2 separate regions of the Homo sapiens genome follow, and region 2 is linked to region 1. The links are chromatin loops, found by intact Hi-C in ENCODE. Cell type or tissue: sigmoid colon. All regions are shown on one strand. Each heading gives the region's core, and the rest is flanking DNA. Links, peaks and the distances in the headings are about the cores only. Region 1 has its middle 46 kb from the start of EMX2. Region 2 has its middle 100 kb from the start of LINC00867.

The links. Hi-C counts contacts between places; a loop is a spot of excess contacts. Peaks named below come from ENCODE experiments on the same cell type or tissue, not always from the same donor. Only the 100,000 strongest peaks of a DNase experiment are listed, where the experiment ranks them.
Region 2: a loop joins it to region 1, with 16 times the contacts of the local background. A loop is called at or near these places in 51 of 110 quality-filtered maps.

What each region holds. Positions count from the first base shown.
Region 1 is chr10:117,489,959-117,502,690 of GRCh38, forward strand. It overlaps EMX2OS. Among named protein-coding and RNA genes, the nearest start is that of EMX2, 46 kb to the right of the region's middle. In sigmoid colon, for the core only: a CTCF peak has its summit at 6,754 (motif pointing right); a DNase peak (open chromatin) is centred at 6,783.
Region 2 is chr10:118,453,124-118,465,855 of GRCh38, forward strand. No RefSeq gene overlaps it. Among named protein-coding and RNA genes, the nearest start is that of LINC00867, 100 kb to the left of the region's middle. In sigmoid colon, for the core only: CTCF peaks have their summits at 6,668 (motif pointing left) and 6,870; a DNase peak (open chromatin) is centred at 6,638; H3K27ac peaks cover 960 bases; H3K27me3 peaks cover 1,161 bases.

The DNA.
Region 1 (12,732 bases), core at 2,930-10,929:
GGGCCACCTTTCCCTGGGGACAGCAGACCCCAATGAACTCTGGCACATTACTCACTCTTGGAGGGGAGGCAGGAAGGGAAGGAGTTTGGAGATAGAGCTCTCTGAGCAGCCACTTGGTCACCAGGCCAGGGCTTGGGTCATTATCACCAAACTTCTCAGGCTGTTGAATTGGGCCATTTATGTCTGCTTTTGTTTTATTTTAGTTTGGACGGAAGCCCAAGCATCACTGAGCAAAGTCAGTATCCTCCTATACCTTGCTACTTATTCTAAGTGTGTTTCATGGACCAGCAAAATGGACCTCATCTAGGAGCTTGTTGGAAATGCAGAATCTCAGCCCGACTTACGGAATCAGAATCTACATGTCAACAAGATCCCCAGGGGCTGTGTGTGCACATCAAAGTGTGAGAGTTTTCTGCCCTAGTGCCACTGCTTTAAGAACTACAGCTTGGTCATCTCTAGAAGAAAATCTAGCATTTGTGAGTTGCCACTTCTCCTGCACTCCAAAATGCACGTCCCAGCCCCTGACCCATTAGAATGAGGTTGTCCAGGGATGTACGGTGCTCTTGCTCCTTCTGGCCATCTCATCTCCCCTCTCCTTTTCTGAAGCTCTTTCACTGGTCAGCAACCCGGCCCTTCTTTGCCATTATGAGAGAAACTTCTCTGCTGTTTGCTGATCGAACTGATAATTTGTTTTCTTGAAAAGCGTGTTTTAATTCAAGGGAGTTGTTGTTAAGGCAAGTCTGTCTGCTGTGAGTTTTATCTCCTCTCTGTTGCTTCCTGGCAGTGCCACCCAGGGTCCTGGCATGCATCTTCTGGAACCCAAAGGGCAAACAACACCCTTAGACTTCCACACAATCCCCGGCTTCTCCTCCACATCTTTCCTCAGCTATCCAGCTGTGCAGAGCTGGCACACGGGCATGCCCTGCCTTCATTCTTCCCAGCTCATACCTGCTCTGGAGAGAATACACACATACGTCAATGACAACACATAAAATCCAATGACAGCCCAAGAACTCCTAAATCTTCCAAATTGCCATCTGCACTTCCTCTCTCTTTATATCCTGGCATGCCTGAGCTGACCTGCCCCCCAGATCCAGTCCCAGCAGCTGTAATCATGTGTCTGCGTCTTCCAGCTGCTTTGGGAAATGCTGGGGCTCCAGGTACCAGCGTCTTCCTGGCTGCACCTCTCCAGAGTTGGATACAGCTAAGGAGTTAGGGTCCCTGGGGATTGGGAACAGAGGACAGGGCCTAGAGCACTCCCAGACTCAAGTGTCCCTTGGCTTTCCACGTGGAAAACCAAGAAATGACTAAATCCAGTGAATTAGCCACAGGAATCCCACTGCAGGAAAAAAGAGAATTCCCAGTTAGAAGAGTTGTGGCAATGGGACAGTGCCTCCTTTCCAAGCAGCTGTATGCTAAATAAGGAAACTCCAAAGAAAGGTTACAATTTTCCTTGAGCATCTGGAAATTAGGTTCTGTTCTCAGGTTCAAGTTAAAAACAGTGGTTGGAATTCTGGTATCAACTTTGCCAGATAAGGGGGAATTGGGGGAGCGCCTCGGTGGTGACGTGACATCCTGGCTGGTCTCTGTGCCTCAGTATTGATGAAGGATTTTGGGAGACAAAGGCTCCAGGACAGCCCATTTGCTCATTACAGGTGCAAAGAGGCCAATACTTGGCCTCCAACCCTTTTTTTTTAACTCTAGGAGAAGCAAAGCCATTTAATAACTCATTTCATAATGAAGAACGAATCATTTTTAAAAGCTTTCCACCTCTTTTACCAACTGACCCTATAATTAGACAAAGCATTCATTTCCTTTTTACTGCTGGCTCCCCAAAGCAAGATCTAATGGTCAGGGGCTATCAGGAAACAGATGCACACTCAAATTAGGATGCTTTAAGGAGTCCCTTAAAATAAATGTGTATCCTGCCCACACCTGCCTTGACTAAGGTGTGGGCAGGGTATACAGAAACTGAAAGGGCTGGTGCAATATCCTGGAGCTGGGATCTCAGTTCAGGGCTCTTACCATCCCTGGGCCTAAAGGGCAGACAGGAGAGAGTTACCGAATCTGGAAGGAGACAGTCAAGCAGAGAGGTGGCATTGACAGGAGCTGGGATCTTCAGCTGAGGCATGCAGCCAGCCTGAGATGACCCTGTGAGAACAGAGACAGAGGAATAAATATGCCAGCTTCACTGACCTAGTCTATCAGAGACCCCATTGACCAGACCCAGCCCAGAGCCAGAGGGGGTGCAGCCTATTACTGTAGGACAGACAGGCCAGTCTCGTGGGGTAGAGAGCGGCATGGAGAGGGGCAAAGGGTGGATCTGGAGAGGCTGAGAGGAGCCACCTGGGACTGGAGCTGCTCTTACATTCCCTCTGCACCCCGCCTGATGCATTCCTTCTTAAAACTGCTGCCGTGCAAACATCTTGTCATTTTGCTCTGGAGCACCCATTTGTGGTTGTCACTATTATATATTGCCTGGATCTGTCTTCTGCCAAGCCAGCTTGCAAGCCCTTAGAGACAGAGATTGTGTCTCTCTTGGATTTACCCACCACCCTGGGGTACATATGTTCCAAGTCTCCTTTGGCTTTCTACATGGAAAACCAACCAAGAAATGAATAAATCCAGTGAATTAGCCACAGGAATCCCACGACGGCAGGACAAAAGAGAATTATCAGCTGGGAGAGTTGTGGCAAAGAGAGAGTGCCTCCTTCCCAAGCAGCACAATGTGTATGCAAAACATGTGGACAAGTGCATGTGTGTGTGCTTGCTCATCAGTGAGGAGAGGCCATGTGACGTTGCAAGTAACAAGCACCCGATCTCAGCAGCGTTGTACAATAAATGTTTTCTTTTGTTCACATTACCTGTCCATTAAGGGTCAGCATGGAGTGGTGTCATAGTTTGGGACCCATGATGGCTTCGTCTCAACACACACATCCCCAGTACAACAGAAGAGAGAGTATGAAGTGAATTACTCACTGGCCCAATGTGTCCCTTCTGTACACATTTGATGGGCCAAAGTGGGCTTGTGGCCATGCCTAACTTTCACAGTCAGGGAAGGAAAAGCCTCACACACTCAGAAAGCAGAGAACTAGAAACATTTGGTGAACAGTCTCCCAAAGTGGCTGAGGTTGGTCTCTACCAGGGAGCCATGGAGGAATGAATAATTTTGAATTAAATGGAACAGTGGGTGTCAATAAAAATTAAACGAATAAACAAATCTATGCCTTTTGACATAGTAGTTCAAATCAGTCAACTCAGCAACAGAAAAAACATGAGCAAATCAAGTACCCAGGAATTATAGAAATCAAATGATTTGTAAGACACAGACTAGTTTATACTACAAGACCCCATGTCTTGCTGGTTTTAGCATAGCCTATGTTGTTTGACATGAATTGTGCCTGGGATGTGGATTCTTCATTGGGGGAGAGTCGAATTCTCCCCCAATTCAATTATGTTATGGTTTTCCAGATTCTCATGTCCTTGGCTATTCTTTAAGACTCAGACAGATTGATAAAGATCTGCTCATTGATCCTGATGCCCTCTGTGGCTCAGCTCCAAAGAGGACATAGCCGCTGCCACACCTGCTTCCCTGCCTTTTGTGGGACATCCCCATGCATGGCACTGTGTACTACCCCCAGGCATCAGGTTATAAAATTGCCCTATCCTGAGCCCCTCCCAAATCCCTGGACCTTACAGGAAATCACCTCACCTCAAAAGTAGAAAAGGGTGAAAAAAACATTTTCAGATCTGGGCAATCACTTTGTTGAAAAAAATTGAAACCAAGTTTTCAGGATTATTTTCAAAAGCAGAAAAGCATGTTCACTCATCTTCAGAAATTGTCCATACCTAAAAACTGTTTAGGTAGTGATGCAGGTTGGCTGAGTTATCATCAAATTGCCTCAGCCACTTGGCTTCCCAAAGAAATTGCCTTGAAAAATCATGAAGAGACTGTGACAAAAGATGTAAGAGATGGCAATATTTTTTTAAAAAACAAGATCAAAAAACTACGATATCTCTTCTCTGTTCCCTCCTATTTTTAAGTAATCTTTTGCACATCATGAACCCTGAAAGCAAATGCTAATACTGCTTCCTCAGAGTAAATTGTCAAAGTAATTTTGATGGCTGGACTTAGGCAGGTGGTTGTTTTATTTACAATGCCAAACCAGATATCCTGGGATAAACACTAATTCATGAGATCTCTAAGCACTTTTGTGTGCCTAGAAGAGAAACATGAAAATGACCCTGTGACTGAAAATGTGCATGGTCTCAATGAGAAAGTTATTGTCGCAGTAATCTTACAAGCCTATAAAAGTTGGGTGGCTAGCAGGGTCCTTCCCTGTCTTCTGAGGGGTCTGGGTCAATTCAGCTCTGGGACCTTCTTAAGGGCCCTTTTGAAGTCCTGTCATCTTCAGTTTTTTTAGCAACTCACATTCTGATATGACCTGCCAGGGAGAGGGTGAAAATGATCAGCAATGGCAACTTCCACTATTATAATTCATTTTCCTGATGGTAAAACTAGGACATGCTCATTGCAGAGAATTTGGAAAGTATGAAATAAAAAGAAGAAAATAAAAGGTAACCATATTTTCCCACCCACTGATAATCACCATCAACTTTCTGATGTCCTTCTCTTCCTTTTTAAGCTTCAGTTTTCCGGGTCTTGATTTTTAAACTATTTCAATCATGCGTTCATCCTTATTTATTGAGAGCATACTATTGTTCTGTTCCCGTCATCAGTGATGTAGCGATAGAATAAATAAAGTCCTGTTCTCATGGAGATGAAATAATATCAGAGACAGTTACTAAAATTCAGAGGGCAGAAAGACCACGGGAAAATCTTCAAACACTTGGAAGTTAAACAGCATACTTCTAAATAATTCATGGGTCAAAGAAGGAGTCTCAAAGGGAATTAAAAACACATAGAACTCTAAGGTGCAGCTAAAGCAGTGCTGAGAGGAAAATTTATAATACTAAATGCTAACATTAGAAGAGGAAACATCTGAAATCAATAATCAAAGTTCTCACTTCATAAAACTAGAAAAATAAGAAGAAAATTATGCCCAAAGCAAGCAGAAGAAAGGAAATAAAAATAAGAGCAGAAATAGATTGAAAATAGGAAGATAATAGAGAAAAATCAATAAAACAAAAAGATTGTTCTTCAAAAAAAACCAATAAAATTTATACATCTCTAGCAAGACTGACAAAAATAAAAAGAGAGAAGACATATTACCACAATCTCAGAGTTGAGACAGAGGATATCACTACAAATCCTGCAGTTGCTAAAAATATGATGAGCAGATGCTTTGAACAACTTTACGCTCATAAATTCAACAACTTAAAAGAAACGGACCAATTCTGTAAATACTGCAACCTATCAAAACCCAACCCAGATGAAACAGACAATCTGAATAGCTCAAAAACTATGAAAGAAATGGACTTTGTAATTTAAAAAGCTTCAGAGATGGTTTTTCTGGAGAATTCTTAAAAAAAAAACACGAATTTTACACCATGTTATTCAGAAACTAGAAGAGAAGGGAATACTTCCCAATTCATTTTATGAAGCTAGTTTAACCTTGATTCCAAAGCCAGATAAAGATTGCACAAGAAAAGAAAATCACAGACCAGTGTCTCTCATGAACTTAGATGCAAAAATCCTCAACACAATATTAGCAAATCAAATCCAGAGATGAATACACATACCTAGGGAGGTAGGGGTGACTTAACAAAATGAGCTAAGACTTCACACTTAGACAGACTTAGTTTCAATTACCAGTTTCCCATGCGATACAATAACTCTCTGAACCTCAGTTTACCTATCTGTAATACAGGGGCAACACACATATTTTAGGATTGGTTCATGTATCTAGTAAATGAAATTATATGTCTAAAAAAAGCCAACGGAAGTTATATTATTTTGTCATGTTTCTTTCTTCTTCTTCTTCTTTTTTTTTTTTGTTGATAGAGATGGGGTTTTGCCATGTTGGCCAGGCTGGTCTCGAACTCCTGAGCTCAAGTGATCCACTGCCTTGGCTTCCCAAAGGGGATTACAGGTGTGAGCCACCACACCCACCAGGTTTTCTCTTATGGAGGAACTAAATGTTACAGCAATACCTGGTATTTTGTTATGGCAGACAAAGGTGACTAATATAGTCATGGCCCTTAAACGTGGCCCATGAGACCCTGCACCTTCTGGCCTCCCCTCTTTCTGATCAGTACCATGACCTTTCCTCGTGGCCCTCTCCCCCCAGCACCGCAGGCCTCCTTGGTATTCTCTGAATGACATGAGCGCATTCCTACCCCAGGGCCTTTGCACTCCCAGCCAGCCTCACTCTTCCTCCATGGAAATTTCCCTCATTTCCTTCAAGCTTTTGTTCAAAAAGCTTCAGCCTTCTCAATGAGGCTGACCCTGAAAACTCTTTACAACTCACCTTTCCCCATCGAGCACTTCAACCCCCCCTTACATGTTCTACTAAAAAAAAAAAACTTCCCACATATTGGTCACTTCCTAACATATGGTATCATGTATTTGTGATATTGTCTATTGCCTGTCACCCTCTGAAAAATGATAAGCTCCAGAAAATCAGGTATACGGGTCTCTGTTTTGTTCACTAAATCATTCCAAGTGCCTAGGACTCTGGCTGACACATATTTCCTGCTCCAGAAATATCTCTTGGCTGAGTGAATGAACCTCTTCCCCCAGCGAGCGAGCCTGTCGGCCGAGGAGACCACGCCATACCAGGATTTTCCAGCAGGTGGCAGCCGACGCACGCCAGAGACAGCTGGGCGCCTACACTTTGAACTCAAGGTTCTTCCAATTAAGTGCAAGATAAGGAGCTTGGAGACTCATCGCGTTTGGCTTACTCCTGACGCAGACTTGCACTGGAGGTTGTGTGGAGGGGATGAGCCGGTGAGCTGATAAAGCCTTTATCTAATACGGGAGACTGTTTACCCACAATTCAGGGGTAAAAAAATGTAAACAGCTGTTGAGAAGAAAGGTCAGAGTCCTCCCACGGTGGGGAAAAGGGGCAGAAGAAAGCCTGTGGCCACGGATTGGCGTCACTCCTGCAGATGGAAAAGTGACATTGGACAACTACTCAGGGAAAAAGGTGAGCCCCTAACACACCGCTGGGGTCGTGGACGTTTCTAGTCTTACTTTTTTTTTTTTTGAGACTTTTTTGAGTTTTGCTCTTGCTGCCCAGGCTGGAGTGCAGTGGTCTGATGTTGGCTCACTGCAACCTCTGCCTCCCGGGTTCAAGCGATTCTCCTGCCTCAGCCTCCTGAGTAGCTGGGATTATAGGCGCCTGCCACCACACTCAGCTAATTTTTTGTATTTTTAGTAGAGAGGGGGTTTCACCATGTTGGCCAGGCTGGTCTTGAACTGCTGACCTCAGGTGATCCACCCGCCTTGGCCTCCCAAAGTGTTGGGATTACAGGCGTGAGCCACCACGCCCGGCCTAGTCTTACTCTTGACACACCAGAAGATGCTTTGTTATGAAACCTTGAATCTTCCTGTGGGCTCCTGCCAAGCTGCCCTCCTCCCGGGTGCTTCTGTTATCCATCCAGTCATGGAATTGAGTTGCAGTGGTAAGGAGCCCTTTAAAAGCCAAGTGCAAGGTGAACCTGCCTTCCATCAAATTCAGCGTTTAAGTGTGTCCGTTTAGCAGGAGGCTCTGAGGCAGAAATTGCTTGAGAATCTGAGTCTACAGGCCCAGAACAATCCATGCCAGCTGATCAACCTAGTAACTACCACAGTGACTACAAGAGCTAGCATTTATTGAGTGCTTCCTGTGTACCAGGCATGTGCTGGATACGTTTACCTGCACTATCTCATTCATTCTCAGTGCAGAGTTCTGAAGTTCACCCTCTTCTCATCCCCAACTCACAGATGACACAAGAGAGGTTGTCACTAGCCCAAGGACCCAGTTCGGTGCTCCGAAGCTCACCCTCACCCCTGGAGGGGAGGAATCTGTGAGTTGTGCCCTGGTGACCTGATAGACCTCAGAGAACATCTAGTCCACCGCTCCGTGTTGACAGATGGGGGAGCTGAGGCCCAGAGAGGGGAAGGGACTGGCCAAGTTTACACAGAAGCCTGCCCAGTCCCTGTTCAGAAAGAGCAACCCAGTGCGCCTTTAACATTCCCAACCAATGTCAGGAGGTCAAGCACAGGCTTTTATTATTTATTTCTTTGTTTATTTAGAGACAGGGTCTCTCTCTGTTGCCCAGGCTGGAGTGCAGTGATACGACCATAGCTCACTGCAGCCTCGAACCCCTGGACTCAAGCAATCCTCCCTCCTCAGCACTCCCCACCCCCAGTAGCTGGAACTATAGGCATGTGCATCACCGTGTTGTCTTGCTCTGTTGCCCAGGCTGGTCTCGAACTCCTGAGCTCAAGTGATCTTCTCACCTCGACCTCCCAAAGCGCTGGGATTACAGGTGTGAGCCACCATGCCCGGCCAGTCACAGGCTTTTAGTTTGCTTTCCTCAGATTCCTCATTTGCTTCAGTCCTTGCTGGCACTGAACACTTTTGCATAAGAGCTTGTGAAAATAACACCACCTCTCTTATTTTAGGAGTTTTATCAACTAGCAGACTGTTCAGCTGGAATCACTGGCCTCTCATAATGTGAATTCTGGTTTCTGTGGTTATTAGCTGGTGACTTTGGTCAAGCTGGTTTGTTCATTGGTAAAATGGAGGTAGTGGTATATATTCATGAAAGGCTAGATTCTAAGCCAGTGCTGTCCCATGCAAATGTAATGGTAGCCACATACGTAATTTTAAATTTTCTAATAGCCACATCAAAAAAAAAAAAAAAAAAAAAAGGTAAAGGGCGAACCAAAGCACACGCCATGATTAATTTTCATAAATTGTTTCATTGAATGCAATAGCTTCCAAATACCATCATTTCAACATCTAGTCAATATCCAGTTGTTCATGGGATACTTTGTTTCATTTTCACATGAAGTTTTCAAGATGGGGTGTGTGTTTTGCACTTACAGCACATCTCAATTTGGATTGGCCACGTGGCAAGGGGCTGCCCTGTGGGACAGGACTGTTTTCGGCCTCCGTAGCATTTTGAGCACGTAGCTCTGTGCTTTAGGAGGATCTTTGTATCTACACCTTGTCTGTAGAGGGTCATCATTTGGGACCCTAACGGAACAGAGATGGCCTTCTTCTTGGCCTAATAAGTCCCCAGTACTCCCCTGTCATCAGCAGGCCTCTGGGCTGCCTTTGAAAACCTTCCCTTCCCGGATAGGTTTCCTCCAACACCACAGACAGGTCTTTCCCATTCTCTGCAAATATTCACGTCCATTTTGTCCTTGATGTGGTGGAAGTGTTCTTAACAACTGCACAGCAGACTGAGATACGGTGAGAGAGAGGAATGCAGAGGATATGGGGCGATGGGGGAGGTGGAGAGATCGCATCCTCCCTCAGGATGGGCTTGGTATTGTGGCAACCTGGGGCTCAGGGCTCTGGTCACTGTGGAATGTTGTCTTTGCTTGCCAGCTTAGAGCCTCACCTTGCCGCACCCAGCTCAACTCTGTGGCCTCAGTGGAAACACCCTCATTACAGGAGTGCCCCACCTCCGCGACCGCGACTTATATTTGATAATAAGCAGGTGTAAGGGGGGCAATTGTGCATGGGCAGTGCTCAGAGAAACATGAAAAGGCTCAAACCATGCTTCACCCTCAGGGGCCTGGGCTGGGAGATGGGAGCCAGCGTCTGCTTGGGTTCTCCTGACAGCAGTGGTCACTGGGGCTCATGGAGAGTGACAAATGCAGGTGGGGTAGCTCAGACACAGGGCTCTGGGCTCTCCAGTGGGTCTGGGGGTGGCAGAGGCCCCTCTAACTCTCCCGTCACTCCCAGCTCCCAGGCAGTTCCATCCTTTTTATTTTTTCTGGAAGGCAGAGGTTGATGGCAAGAGCTCTGCATTCAGCCTGCCTTTGTTCACATTCCAGCTCTGCCACATCCTGTGTGGCTTTGGTGAGTGACCCAACCTCTCTCTGCATTGGTGTCCTCCTCTATGAGTGGGGTGGTAACTCCTTCTCCGGGTTTTCTGAGGAATAAATGAGGCAATAAACAGGAGACTCAGCATCAGACCAGGGTATCATTATTATATTTTACAGGGAGAGACCTGGTTCCCAGTACTTTGGCTTGTCCAGAATAGAGGCATCTTTTTTTCCCCAATCAATGTTATAGTTAAAAAATACAATATGAATAAAATCTATGCTGATAGAGAACAATCTCCGAGATGTACTCTGAAGTGAAAAAAGCAAAGTGCAGAATAGTGTACAATATAGGCCAACGTGGAGCATGGATGTGTGACCTGTGTTTGGGATGGCACAAAAGTTACTGGTAATGGGTGACTGGGAAGGGGAGCCGGGGACAGCGGTGCGAGAGAGCTTGACTTTTCATTCTCTAGCCCCTTGTAATATTCCCATTTTACCAGGAGTATGTATTCCTGCTTTTTTTTTTTCATTTTGAACGTGAATTAATTTTTTCAGTAAAAAAAAAAACTAATTCAAATATCCTTCCCTACCCCCACCAATGATAAATGGTCATTGTAAAAAATTTCCCAGTTCTGAAGAGAGAGCCTGAAAATGCTGTACCATTTCATTGCTGGGTGTTAGAGGATCCAGGGTCCCTGCCTGGGAAGTTGGTTTGCTCCGAAATTCGTTTTCCATGTATCACCACTTAAGCATCTGTCAGGGTTTAACTTGGGCGAGAGGAAAGCACCCAGCAAACACAGCACCACAGCATTTCTCTCTCACACGTGCACGCATGCACACACACACACAACCTAAGGACTACACATGCAACCCTCAACAACCAAACCACTTCATACCCACATACTAACAAATGAGCCACTTCACCTATCCACATCCAATCCCAAAAGCCCTTTACACCTACAAACGCACAACGCCCACCCCAACAACCAAGCACTCCACACACCACAACAACCTTTACACACATGCACCCAATGACCAAAGTACTTTACACATGCAACCCAGAAATCAGAAGGGCTTCACACATCTGCCCAATAAGCAAAGCACTTAATATACACACGCACAGAGCTTTACACACATACACACCCCAACCAAAGGGTCCACACACATACTCCAACACCCAAAACACTTCGCACACACACCCACATGCACACCCAAACAGCTTTACTCCTTCAACCAAAGTGCATCATACACAGTCCCCAACAACCAAAATATTTTACCCCCATGCACCCCGACAGCCAAAGCTCTCCTTACAGACCCCCCTTCAAAAGCCCCAAAGTGCTTCAATTGGTTTGATGCAGCGGCAGATACTTGAACACCAAGACATTAGAATGCAACTTTCTTTTCAGATTAATGAGCAGAAAAAGATTGGAGGAGGGAGGGAGTGAGAATGGCGGGAGAGAGCAATTACACCCAAATCTTTTCTCTGTTGATTAGGGATTCCTTCTCTAGCCTGCTTTGGCTCCAGCTAAATCTTTTTCTAATGAGATGTGGCTTATCCAGATCAAGGCGCTGAGAAAAAAAGTTGCAATTAACTTTAAGAAGAAAAAGAGTGAGTGAGAAAAGGAAGGAAGAGTGGAGGGGGCGGCCAGGGGTTGAGGATGGGGGCAGGGCCAGGGGCCTGGGCGGGCAGGCTGGGAGGAGCCCAGGGTCTGGAGCAGGCTCCCAGCAGGTGGAGAGGCGCAGGCCCGGCTGTGGTTCTGGAGTTTAGGGAACGGCCCTGTGATGCCTCTGCCAACCTGAGTCAGGCCTCGTGGCCACTTCAGGCTCAAATCAAGGTTTGGGAATGGCGAGTGCCCTCGGGTTTGGGCTTTCCCGGCTCTGCACCCCCATCCCTGGCAATGGCCTCTCTCCCTTCTGTCTGCCTGCCCTCTGGAGGACATGGGCCCTCCACTGTCCACCCAGAACCTCAGGTGGTGTCCGGTCAGCACTGACTCTGCTCTTGGGAGCTGGTGGGTTCAGCAGTCCTCCAGCGGCCAGGAGCCATGGGCTTGACATGTGCCTCAGCACTGATGGCTGCTGCTGAGGTCCCCCTGACTTGCCCCACTCTTTCCATCTGGGAGTAAGGTCTTGAGTTATTTTCATGTGAGCCACTTAGAAGGGTGGACAGGGCCTAGGACTGAAGGAGACACTTCATGTCGAGATGCTAAAAACACCTCAAGATCCTAGAACTGACACAGATTGACCTTTCTGTGCTTCTCTCTGGATAAAATCAAGCTAGACCTAGCTACAGCTGATGAATGGTCACTTCCTCTCTCTGATGCTCAGTTTCTTCACCTGTTCGGAAAACTAAAGAAGTGGGGCAGTGGATCTCCAGAGTCTCTGCCAACCTGACACCCCCAGATTCAACAGAAGGCACAGACGCAGACTCCACGTGTCCTGATTTGAGTACTCATGGTTCCCTCCCCGACTCCCAAGCTCTGCTTGGCACATTCGTGGGACACTTACACCTTCCTGAAAGTTGTTATCTGTGCAGAGATTGGTTTTTGCCCTATTTGGCAAGAAATATCCAGCAATGCCTGAAGGCAGCTTTCACAAATCTTGAGGTCTCTAACCTGGCGCTTGTGGTGGGGTCTCGGCTAATAACTCAACATCTGTATGCCAGCCGAGCTGGGGACCCTGAGCCTGGATCAGATGGAGTTAGAATGGGTGGGGTGGATGGCGGGGGGTGCAGGAGTGGGCTGCAGTCTCCCTTCTCTTTGGTCACACACAGACACACACAGCCA
Region 2 (12,732 bases), core at 2,529-10,528, 960 kb after region 1:
GGAGCAATAGCTGATTCCAGGACTGCAGCAGGAAATGCACAAGATAAGCCTGGACCATCTTGTTCTATCAGAAGCAAGGAAGCTATCAAAGACTATTGGGATCTTGTCAAAGAACTCAAGAGCCAACATGAAGATATGCCCACTGGCCAAACACGGAACAATTTGAGTACCAATAAGGATAATAGATGTAATAAATTAAAACACATAAAATATACTTAAATTCATGAATTATGATGCAAAAATAATAAATGGAAAGAAAAAAGATACAAGGAAGAAACCTAAAGATGAAAAAAGACTTAATGGACATATCAATGCATGCCCTTATTTGAATCCTAATTCAAACAAAAAAAAACTTTAAAAAGATCACATTTATAACATTTATGAGAAAAGTTACATTTTAAGCACTTGATATTTCATTATATTACAAAATTATTTTTCATAATCTTCAGTGTGATGATAGTATTATGGTTATGCTTTCTCTTATGGTCTTATCTCTTATAATTATGATGCCTGGGATTTGTTTAAAAACAGTACAGGAAGCCCAAACGTAGTGGCACATCTCAGCACTTTGAGAGGCCAAGGCAGGAGGATCACTTGAGCCCAGGTGATCGAGGCTGTAGTGAGCTATGATCATGCCACTGCACTCCAGACTGGGTGACAGAGTGAGACCCTGTCTCAAAAAAAACAAAACAAACAAACAAAAAAAAACCCAACAAACAAAAATAGTACAGGAGAAGAAATGAGGATGCACAGAGTCTTATTATTCTATTGTGTATATTTTTATACATTTTCGAAGTTTTCTATAATAAAATTTTTTTTATTTACATCAGGATAAAAGACATAAATTAGGAATGTCCCAAGCAAACCAAGCTGCATTTGGCCTATGGAAAAGAGGTGATAGATTTATGGGCCAGACAGTTACAGGGACTCAGAGAAGTAGAAGGATAATTGGGTCACACTCCAAAAGGTGTCCAGTATGATTACATTCTGATTGTTTGGTAATTTGGATGTTATTAGCGCATCTATTTTTCTTTTTATTTTTACCTGCCTCAATCTGTGTTTAATTCAAGTAACAACAATTTCTTATTTGAGAAGTTCTACCATGTGCTTTTTTTTTGTTAAATCTAGCTCAGTTTCTCCAAAAGAGCCTCTAGCAAACAGGCCACTAAGATTTGGCAGCTTTATTGTTGAATGCATTCAATTATCATTTTTAAAGTCTAGCACCACATTCCTTTAATGATTTAGGACCTTGCATGGTTTTAAATGTCTCCCAAAGCTTTCATTGTAAATTGTGTTCAACATCAAAGGAGGTAAGTGATGCCCAGATGCTGTTTACCGCCTGTGAAATTCTCAGCACTAAATGGGACGAGTATCCCTTGACAGATTCAGAATTAGAGCTGGATAGAAAGAAATAACCTTCATTTTTGGATGCTAATCCCAAACCTAGCACTGGGTAGGAAAAACCACACACAAAAATCTTTTTTAAAATGGACCTTCTGCAATGGACCTCTGCTTTTATTTCGAGTTCCATCAAGAAGCACAGTGACAATTCTGAAGTCCACAGGGGCAAAGAGGTCCCCTGAGGCTACAACTGATTTAGGGTTTCTATTACTGGATTTCAATGGCATTTGTTTAAACTGGGCCCCTACACCAGAACCTTAGAAAAGTCCTCCTTATCCTTTATAAGCTCCTTTAAAACAAAATCAAAACTAAAGTATCTGGACATCCTCTGCTGTTTTCTTTGCAATGTCCTGCTGGGAGATGTTGTTCGTATGCCAGGTGCCACGCCTGATGCTTCTCCTCACATACTTTGATGTTGGGATATTCGTGTAATTCATAAGGGGGGTTATTCTAAAGAAATATCCCTTATGCTTTCAGGACATATTTTTAAAAGGAAAAACAAAAAAAAGCAACTTCCACTTACCCCAAACCACCATGAAACGTTTGCTAGCTTTGTGTCTTTCTGGCTGGTTGGTTACTTTTCAACCCAAATCCCTACTATGGCCTATCCAGTATAGTAGGGTTTCCTATTGAAAACTCTGTCATTTTCGTAGTAGAATTTTAAATAGGCCAATAGTAGGGTTTCATGTTGAAAATTCTGCATTGCATGGTGAAAATTCTCCATTGCATGGTGGCAGAGAGATCCCTACCCTTCTCCTCTCATGCTAAAATTCATTCCCGTCCCACTGGACACACTTGTCTGTCTGTCCCCAGATGTTTACCAAGGACCAATCACGTTCCAGAACAGTTTTGGCCTCTGGGGAACAAGTTGCACAGCCACGGGCCTCCTTTCTTTTCTCCTAAAAGGCTTCGGGTGGTGCAGGCTAATCTGCAGTGTTGAAGTCGTTCCTGTGTTTCTTTCTTTGTGACCTGGGTTGCTGGATAACACTGCAGTTAAGAATGTGGGCCCTGGGGCCAGGCTGCCTGACTTTGGGTTCTGGCTTTGGGATCTCAGACAAGTCACTGAGATCGGCTCTGCCTCAGTGGACTCATCTGTAGGGTGGGGATACTAAAGTTCCTACCTCCTGGGGTGAGTGTGAGAACAAATCAACACACAGAAATAAATTTGTTGTGAAAATAAATCAATCCACATAAAAGCGCTGAGAAAGTGATAAATGTTCCGGACAAGTCAGCAATTTGCTATGGAAGCAGAAGACACAGCCATCGGCTCCCAGGCGGCCAGTGACTCTCAGGCCTCCCCATAATGTATCCCTCTCTTCTCTCCTCCCCTTTGCAGCCCCCTAACCCTTCTATTGTCATTCTCACCTTCTTCCCTGGTCTACTATTTTCTTTTACTTTCCGATCATTCACTTCTCTTCAACAACCCAAAAAAGAGCATACACTCTAATCGCGTAGCTTGCTTTTTAAAATAATTTCTGTTGAACATAACCTGAGAGTGTTTCCTCTCACATACAGGGCATGAGACTTTCTGGCCTCTCTCTTCTCTCCTTCTAAAGAGGAAGGCTTTCTTCTGCTCAGCCCCTTGTCTTGCTTTTGCTGAGATGAGGCCAGGGATGGAGTCGCAGGGCTGAGAGCAGGAGACTCTCTCTGTGCCAGGGAGGGCTGAGTTTTGGCTGGAAAACAGCCCCTGAGGGGGGTGGGGAGAAGGGAGCCAAAGGGACAAGAGAGGCTTTGGGGAACTGGTGTGGGGCTGGAGTTTTGAAATTAAAAAGGGAGAAAAATAATTTGGGGTACTTCAGAGAGAGAGGAATAGAGGCTATTTTAGAAGTTTGGCTGCGTGTGTGTGTGTGTGTGTGTGTGTGTGTGTGTGTGTGTGTGTGTGCAATTTCCCCTCTATTGCCTTTCAAGAAAGAGTGCTTCAAGGATGTACACATTACCACCAGGGCTTTCAAAATTGATTCGTGTTTCTTTTGGATTCTGTGAGCAGGAAGGCCCAAATGTATTCGGGTTACAATTACAATAGGAGCTAGCACTCACTGAGCACCCACTGTATCCCAGGTACCAGGCTGGGGGCCTCATTAGGCAAAGTCTCTCATCCTCAGAGACACTGTGCAAAGAAGGTAAGCTGATTCCTTTTTTACTGGAATTTAGTTCCAGTGAAGTTAAACAAAGTCACCTTGCACCACCCAGCTAATGAGAGACAGAGTTGGGATTTGAACCCAAGTCTGTCTGATTCCAATGCCTGGAGTCTTTCCACCACTTCACTGGATCTGAGCATAAGCCTTTAGAGTGTATGTTTAAAATGTTCTGTTTATTATTATTACTACTTTTTAAAATTTCAGTGGCATGTCTAATGTAATACCATGTGCATTCTAGAATGTGTTGTCCTTAGCACCTTTGAAGTCAGATACCATCTCACGGTTAGTGGATGCTGCTGGTCATATGGTTATTAGAGTTTCATATCAAAACTTCCTATCCAGGTGTCAGAATGAGACTCAAAGAAATTGATAATTTTTCAAATATTTTATTGCGTGTGTACATACTGCCAGAGAAAGAAGGGCTCTAAGGAGACTGTTTAAGATTTTAGTGCAGCTACTCAAAAATAAGTACATAATGTTTTTTGATTTCTCAGAGGCCTAAAAGAATAGTAAACAAATCGTGCAGCCAGCATTTTAGAGCGTACTACCTGGGAAAAGCATTGTTTGTTCATAGCAAATATGTAACCACAAAACACATTAAAATGCAGGAAAATCATCTGACCAAACAAAATAACGATAAATCAGCTTGAAACTTGTTGCCATCACAGGATATTAAATACGCTCATCTAGGAAAGAAGATGCATTAGTCACCGACCGAACTGTGCACATAATTAAAGGGGTGGCCACACTATGATATATAGGTTGGATCTTCTAATTACTTAGCTGTAGCAATTAGGATTTTCTTTGTATTACACTTCTTCAGGCCAAAGATGCCTTCTATCGCTCGGGCCAGATTTAGGAGAGCAAATTCTGGCTTCCATCCCATTCCCCATTGCCATCCCCCAGCTGAAGCTGTTCTAAACTGGAGATCTTAAAGGCAAGTCCAATGCTGTGAGGAGGAGATGAGAGGAGAGTCACTGTGATGACCGCACTTGATGTCTCCTGGAAAGACCACTTTGCTTGGGGTCTCTTCTCCATTTCAGGAGGCCTGTAGCCTTGGAGACGTGGAGTTCTGTTTTCATCGAATACAGTAGCTCCCAGACATTACTAGAGAAAGATCAGAAGGGGCAGGAGCTAAATAGAAATATATATCACATTTTTTAAACCTGAGTAGTCCATAACAGTATTATTTTTTACAAAGGCTTTAGGAGGCCATTGCAGCAGGAACAGGAAGGGGAGCACATCTATTATTTATCTAATGCATTCCATGTGCAGGAACTCTGCTGGAGTCAAAATGGCAGGGTTCAAATCATGGCTCAGACACTTACAAGCTGTGTGGCATCAGGAGACTTACTTAAACTCTCTGAACTTCAGTTTTCCTATCTGTAAAATGGGACTAACTAGATTATCTACCTCAAAGAGTTTTAAAGATTAAAGAAGATAAAACTTTAAAGCAAGCACTTAGCATAGCTGTCAATCACTTAGCAAGGCACTCAATGCATGAATTATTTGTAGTGTATTTAATATTTTCAACTCTGTGAATCATTGACTCAAATTGACAGCAAATATTTGAGTACCTATTGACTGACCCAGAAGGCCATATTCTTTTTATTACCCTTTCTTTCCCTCCCAGGACATAAACCATAAACTCCTAGGCACAGGAAAGCCATTTATTATGTTGAATAAGAAAAATTCAACTTTTTGAAGTGTCAAAGCCTTGGATTTAAGCTAGGGTAAATCAGTTTTCAGATATTACAGAGCTCTGGAGAACACACACCCAAATGTCGGCAGAGCAGAGCCATGTGGCTGAAGCTCCTCGCATCAAAGCAGCCTGCTGGGTTACACCGAGATGGTTACATGAAAGCTTGGTGGTGTTTTCCAAAGATTCTGTTTAGGGCCTGGGAAGAGAGGATAGACCCTCACTTTAATTCTGCAAACACTGGTGAGTTATGCCATGTGCCCAAATCTGTGCTGGTGTCTGGGACCCGTGCTGTCTGTTCTCAGTAGCCTTGGCATGAACATTCAAACACTTTTTGGCCATGCCAGTGACAAGAGTAAGAGCCTCTGAGAGAAAGAGTAGCTGATGTTGCTTGGTGACATCTAGGGAGGCATCCCAGAGGAGGGGACATCTGAGCTACTGTTTGCCATGAAAATAAAGATGGAAGAATTTCATGGGGAACCAAAGAAACCCTGTAATAAGTTTTGAACTAAATAACAGAAGTCATAATCACAGCTACTGCGGATGTAGTCAAACTCAAACTTTTTTTTTTATGTGAAGGATCTTATCTTTTACTGTTCTGAACGACTTCCCCAGTGTGAAGGGATCTCTTTCAATGAGGTTCAGTTAAATCAAGACAGGACAGTGGCCTCCAAGGCATCTCGAACTAGGGAGAATGCCTAACACGCATTCCACAAAACATGCTGAATGGAAGGCATGCGCCCACAGAAGGTTCAGCTCCTCCTTTCTTCTACCTAGCCTGACAGGAACAACTACATTATACCTTGGTTTGTTTCCCTTGGCAAAGAGAATTACAAAATGTGATGTCCTTTCTATTTGTGAACAAATCAGTACTCCAGAAGATCATGCTGTTTGCGTTGGCAATATAAGCAAAAGTGGACAGGTTGTCACCAAATAACTTCCGTGGCCATGAAATACCCACCCATCAACTTGCCCTCCAATAAATAGGATCTTTTATCAGTAGAAACGAAATAGTGTTGCCAGCTAGAAAATAGCCCAGTTGGAAGTATGACCTTATATCATTTGGTGAGTCACCTGGCTTTGCACTGAAGTGTTTGAGATCCTGCTACGTGGTTGGAGTGTTGTTTGCTTGTTTATTTTTCCTTTTTAAATTTCATTAAACAGCATTTACTTGTGACAAAAGTCAAAGGTTTGATTGCAACAATCAGGAAGTGAGCTCCTCTTTCGGTGTGCTGGGGGAAAATACTTCAACTGAGACAAGACCAGCAGCAAACGTCATCCTGAGAAGCAGCTGAAAAACATCTCTCCCAAAAAACGTTTGTCCCAGCTCAATACACTGAACGTGCGGTGGTCAGAACTGATGAGGGCTTCTGTCGTCCTCTGCCCAGGAAAGCCAGTGGGACTCTCGTGCTCATTCTGCCCTCTGGTGGCTTCTTTTGTAAAATGCATCGGGACGGCTGTATTCTAAGCAGAGATGACTTTCTTCTTCATATGATTTCATGTGATTCTTATCTACAATTACAAAGCCCAACTATCTTCTGACCCATAGACCTCAGATTCAGTTTACTAATCAAATTAACTAAAATCCTGACATGTATTTAATTAAACACGCAATGAGGGTTAAAAATGTAGTCAATGGTCAGCTTTAAGCCAGCTTGGGTGAGCTGCAGATGAATTGTATTAATGAATGAATTCACCTGGTGAGTGAAACCCACTATACGATGTGCTCAAATCCTTAAACACTGAAAGATCAGTGAATTTAATTCATCAGACAACAAATTCGTTTTTTAGTAGATTATTGACATGCTGAGGCTAAAATCTATATAACTAAGAATAACAAAATTCATTTGAACAAGAATTAAGAAGCATGACTTGCTTATAAAGATACGTTAATTAAATCAGTATTGGCACAAGAATAGACAAAGCTCAGAAACAAACCCACATATGCATGGAAACTTGATATAGGAGAGATGGATATTTTAAATCAGAGCAGAAGGCCCTCACTCAGGATAAGTGGTACTGGAGAAACTGATTATTCTTCTGTGCAAAAATAAATTTAGATCATACGTCAAAGTACAGAATAATAATAATATATCTCAAATGTAATATAGGCCTCAGTTTGAAAACCCAAACTTAGAAGTTTACAACAAAAAAGGAGACTATCTATAAATAGGATGCAAAAATGCCTAGAAAAAAGCAATAACGGATGTATACAATTATCCTGTATACAACTTTTGTAAAAGTCACCTTAAACAGTGTCAGCAGAAGATATTTGCAGCACAAATGTCCAATGAAATCTTAGTATCCAGGCTATATAAAGATTTCCTAGAAATCTATTTTTTAAAGGCAAATAACCCAATAGAACACAAGAGAAAAAAGCACAAGCAGGCAATTCGTAGAAGAGAGAGCCCAAATGGCCAGTATATTGCACGATTTATGAGGAATGAAGGAAATGCAGATCAAAATCTTGATGAGACAGTATTCAGCTCCCAACATATCATTCATTAAAAAAATCTGGCAATAACAGATCCAGATGAAAACAAGGATGTGGAGAAAGTGGAAAATTTTTGAATTGGCACAATCACTATTTAATATTTAACAACTAATTAATAATGAATAACTAATTAATTGAAATTTAATAATAACTAGTGTGTATTAAATCAATATGTAATACATAATGAACATCTAGGTAATGTCTATGAAGCTGATAACACACATTCTGTACAGCCAAGCTCTTCCAGCTCTAGAGAATTTTTTGCATATGTGCACCAGGAGACATGCTGGCAATAATGGGATTGATGGGCCATTGTGGTACAATCAGCCTCAGGTACCCCAGAGCACCAGTCGTACTTCTGGCAGAGCTCAGCATGGTGGTTACAAGCATGGGCTTTGGGGGTCACACAGACCTGGGGGCTCTTACACTTTGTAGCTATCCAGCAATAGCACCGTTTCTCTGGGCCCTAGTTTGCTCATTTGTCGGTGAGGATAGTGAGGTCTCTGTCCCAAAATTATTGGGAAATTTAAATGGCAGAGCTATTTGTATGGCTATAAAGTATCTTTGCACAGTGCCTGGCACAGATGAATGGTTGCTATTGTTTTCATTATCGTTATTATAATTATCCTCACTGGGCATTCATACTAATTTATGACTCAGGAGAAATAATCTTTTCTGACTAGGAAGACAGTTATCAAGAAAGAATGTCCAATGATATATTCTTAGGATAGCAAGATTGGTAGTCAGAGTGTTCAAATGGTGAAATAACCAGAGGTGTGTAAACAGTTTCACCATTCATTGGATTATAAACCAAAGTCTCACCAGCCCCAAGTCATCATTCTCCCAGAACAATTATGGTTGGCCCCCTCTCACTGGCAGTAGAGACTGGTAGGACATGGTAACTCATCAGACTCTCTCACTCAACTTGACACCCTTGGTTCTGGTCATCAATAACGTACCCGCACTGAGTTTGTGAGGTGTCCCATTTTTCACTAAAGACCCTACATTTTCTGATGCCCAACCCCTAACCCAGCCAAGAGGAAGACCAAGAAGTCAGATTTATCTAATGAAGTAGGCTGGCTTGGCATGTGCCTACAGGATTGAGACCTGAAGGATGAAAGCCATATTTAAAAAAAAAAGCTCAAAGCCCTCGTAGGATGTGAAAGCCGCCACACAGAAATAGCATAACGAACTGTACTTTACACTCTAAAGAATTTTCCCTTCAGAACTCATAAATGTATTTATATAAGAAATGGCAAATTAAAGAACCCTTTCACCTGTCTTCACCAGAAAGTTTCATAGGACATAAACTGAGCTAATCAGATTTTATGTGAGATACTTTCTCCAGGTCTCCAAAATGTTCACTATCCCCTTTAAATTATGGTTAAGGGAATTTCAAAATGGAAACATCCAAATAAAATTGATGAGTTTAGCTTTCATGAGGAATTAATCCTTAGCTTGGGTAATGATCAATGGGTGCTAAGACCTATAAATTTCATAACTTTGTCCTTGATATAGTTATTTTTCTTCCTTAAAACCTAAAAATACATCTTCCCTTCCAGCAAGATAGAGACACAAGATGTCCCTGTGGATGAAAGGTGCTCAAGACAGCTATCCCTCTACAAAGACTCTCTAATGCACTGTTGGCCATTGTTCCTGAAATTCATTTGCGGGACAGTTGGTGGAGTAGGTTGTAAGAGCAGATTGATGAAAAGAATGTAGAATTTGACATGGCATGCCAAATGTAAGAGGGAAATGCCTGACAAGCAAAGAAATCAGTACCAAGTCAAATAACTTTACATATATGCAAATGGGCTGGAATTGTGCCTGTCAGCCATCACTTTGTGGCCTGAATGCTGAAAGGTATTCAGAACCATAGACAAGACTGGGTGAACCTGAACAAATTTAATTCTTCAACAGCCCTGGACAATGCTCACAGCAGCCAGTATCCACATTCCCCCAGGGTCTGGGCTGTGCCAACCTCCACTGCTCTCTGGGTCGGGCTGCAGGGACTCTTCAACACTTATTTGTTCATGCATTTATGCTGCAGTTACTAAGAAAGCATCTTCTACATGCAAACAACAGGTAGGGTACCTGCCATAAGATGCTTTGGCTTAAGAAGGAAGGGAATTTTCGGGACAACTTCAGAGTCTACTTTGAGTTCTTTGATCGTCCCTCTTTCTAGCCAGATGAATTTATCTGTCTGCTCTCCCATCTGTTAGTACCAAGTTGCCCAGTCCCTAACATGACATCCTGCATATTATAGCCTTAGTGTTCATGTCCCCCACAGTTCACATACTGAAATCCTCACCCTCAAGGTGATGGCATTAGGAGGTGAGACCTTTGGGATGGGATTAGGTCATGAGGGTGGGGCTCTCATGAATGGGATTAGTGTCCTTATCAAAGAGGCCTGAGAGACCCCTCACTCCTTCTACCACGTGAGCACGCAGCAAAAAGGTGCAGGCTGTGAGCCAGACCCTCACCAGACACCAGATACAAAGTCTGCTGGCACCTTGACCTTGAACTTCCCACGTCCAGAGCTGTGAGAAGTAAATGACTGTTTATAAGCCACCCAGTCTATGGTACTTTGCTATAGCAGCCCGAACATATTGCCCTACCAGGGAGCACGCTGGGATAATCCGGGGACTTCCACAAAGGATCGTCACCCCTCTCCTGATGACCCACGCCTTTCCCTGACTTCCAGGCTCCATCCAGAATCCTGCCTGCTTTACTGCCCAGCAGATGCCCGTAGATTTCTTAATTCTGCTGCTGCCAAACTGGCACCTGTTGTCTACAAACCTTTCTCCGTCCCACTCTGGGCATCATGTTCAGAGTCCTTTCCTGCCAGTATAGGTGGAGTTTTCTGGAAGCTGCTGCTGTGATGGAGTTTGGGCTGCAAGATGTTTATAGGGGATCCACACATGTGGAATGAAGGAAGAATTTGGGATTGGGCAGAGGGAGAAGACTGCCAATATGGCACAGAGCTCTAGATGAATGTGGCCTGTCAGAGTTGTCCCCTGTTGAGGCAAAATGGCCAGGGCTTCATCCTCCAGCCTCGCTCAATCATGGGATGTGGGTTCCTCTAAGGGAGGGTGTGACCTTGGGCAAGGTGGCTGTCCACAGCTGAGGAGGTTGCCTGCTGTTCCCACTCCCCATTTGGGGTTCTGGGGGTGGGTGTCTTCAAGTCTCACACCTATTGTCTTCAGTACAGACCCCTGCTGGCTTTGACCTCACAAATCTGCCTGCCTAGGGTTCCAATCTGCTTCTGTCATTGTTCATAGACTCTCTTGACTTCTGGCATAGAAGACAACTCAGCTTCCTAAAACTTATGATTGTCACATTAATGCCTGGGAGACACAGATACTGGGAAGCTCTGCTGTCAACCCCACTGCCCAGATGTGGTCCAGTTACACGTCCCCCCTCACATATGCCCCTAACCCCCCAACTATCCCATCCTCGGAACAGTCCTGCCTGCACTATGGGTCTGTTTCTCACTGAAAAAAAGAAAAAGGAGATGGGAAGACAGAGATCACTTCCAGGGCAGGAAGCCAAGTTGGACTCATCTAAATGCATGGTTACAACCACACGGCAGACCTATTGTGGGGTTGTATTAGTCCATTCTCACACTGCTATAAAGAACTTCCCAGAGACTGGGTAACTTATAAAGGAAAGAGATCTAATTGACTCTGCAAGTCTGGGGAAGCCTCAGGAAACTTACAGTCATGGCGGAAGGGGAAGCAGACACCTTCTTTACAAGGTGGCAGAGAGAGAAGAGAAAGCAAAGGGGAAGAGCACCCTATAAAACTATCAGATTAGCTGGGCATGGTGGCTCACGCCTGTAATCCTAGCACTTTAGGAGGCCGAGACAGGTGGATTGCCTGAGTTCAGGAGTTTGAGACCAGTCTGATCAACATGGCAAAATACTATCTCTACTAAAAATACAAAAATTAGCCAGGCGTGATGGCGGGTGCCTGTAATTCCAGCTACTAGGGAGGCTGAGGCAGGAGAATTGCTTGAACCTGGGAGGCAGAAGTTGCAGTGAGCTGAGATGGTGCACTGCACTCCAGCCTGGGCAACAGAGTAAGACTCTGTCTCAAAAAAAAAAAAACCACACACACTAGCAAACAAACAAAACCATCAGATCTCGTGAGCAGTCACTCACTATCATGAGAACAGCATGGGGGAAACCACCCCATGATCCAATCACCTCCCTCCCTCGACACTGGGGATTACAGGTCCCTCCCTCAATGCGTGAGAATTACAAATTAAGGTGAGATTTGGGTGGGGACACAGAGTCAAACCATATCAGGAGTAAACAGCGAGAGAAAGAGAATTGGGTTCTATGTGCCAATATCTGCAAGATGGTTTTAACTCCTTGTGAATGATGCCAAAAGAAACCATTTTAGCTAGGACATTCAGGGGGCCTGGGATCTATTTTAAGCTGTAGAGGCCATGGAAAATCATTTGAAGGCTAGTTTCTTGAGTGTTCGGTAAATCCTTACTGGAGTAAGAACTGCTCTTCCTCAAATATCATTCGTATTTCTCAGCTAGGAACTAACCCTCAGGCGGAGATGCTTTAACTCTGCCAGCTTTTCTCTTTCCCCTCAGATTGCTGTCCTCTGGTTCCACCATGACTTGCATTATTTCTACCTTTGCACATAGACAATTTTCCCAGCCTCAATTTTCCTCCCTGCCTTAAAAGAAAGAAAGAAGAAAAAAAGGAAAGGAAAGAAAGAGAGAGAGAGAAAGAGAAAGAAGGAGGAAAGGAGGGAAGGAGGAAGGAAGGAAGGAAGGAAGGAAGGAAGGAAGGAAGGAAGGAAGGAAGGAAAGGGAGGAAGGAAGGAAGGAAAAAATCACCTCCCCCTGAGAACCTTCTTTGATTAGCATCTCCTAACCCTGATTATGAGTTGACTCTGTTTGTTTCCAGGAATAGGTCTAATGGCATTGTATAAGATTTCAAAGGATTGCACAAACTATTATTTTTATTGCATTAGTTCCTT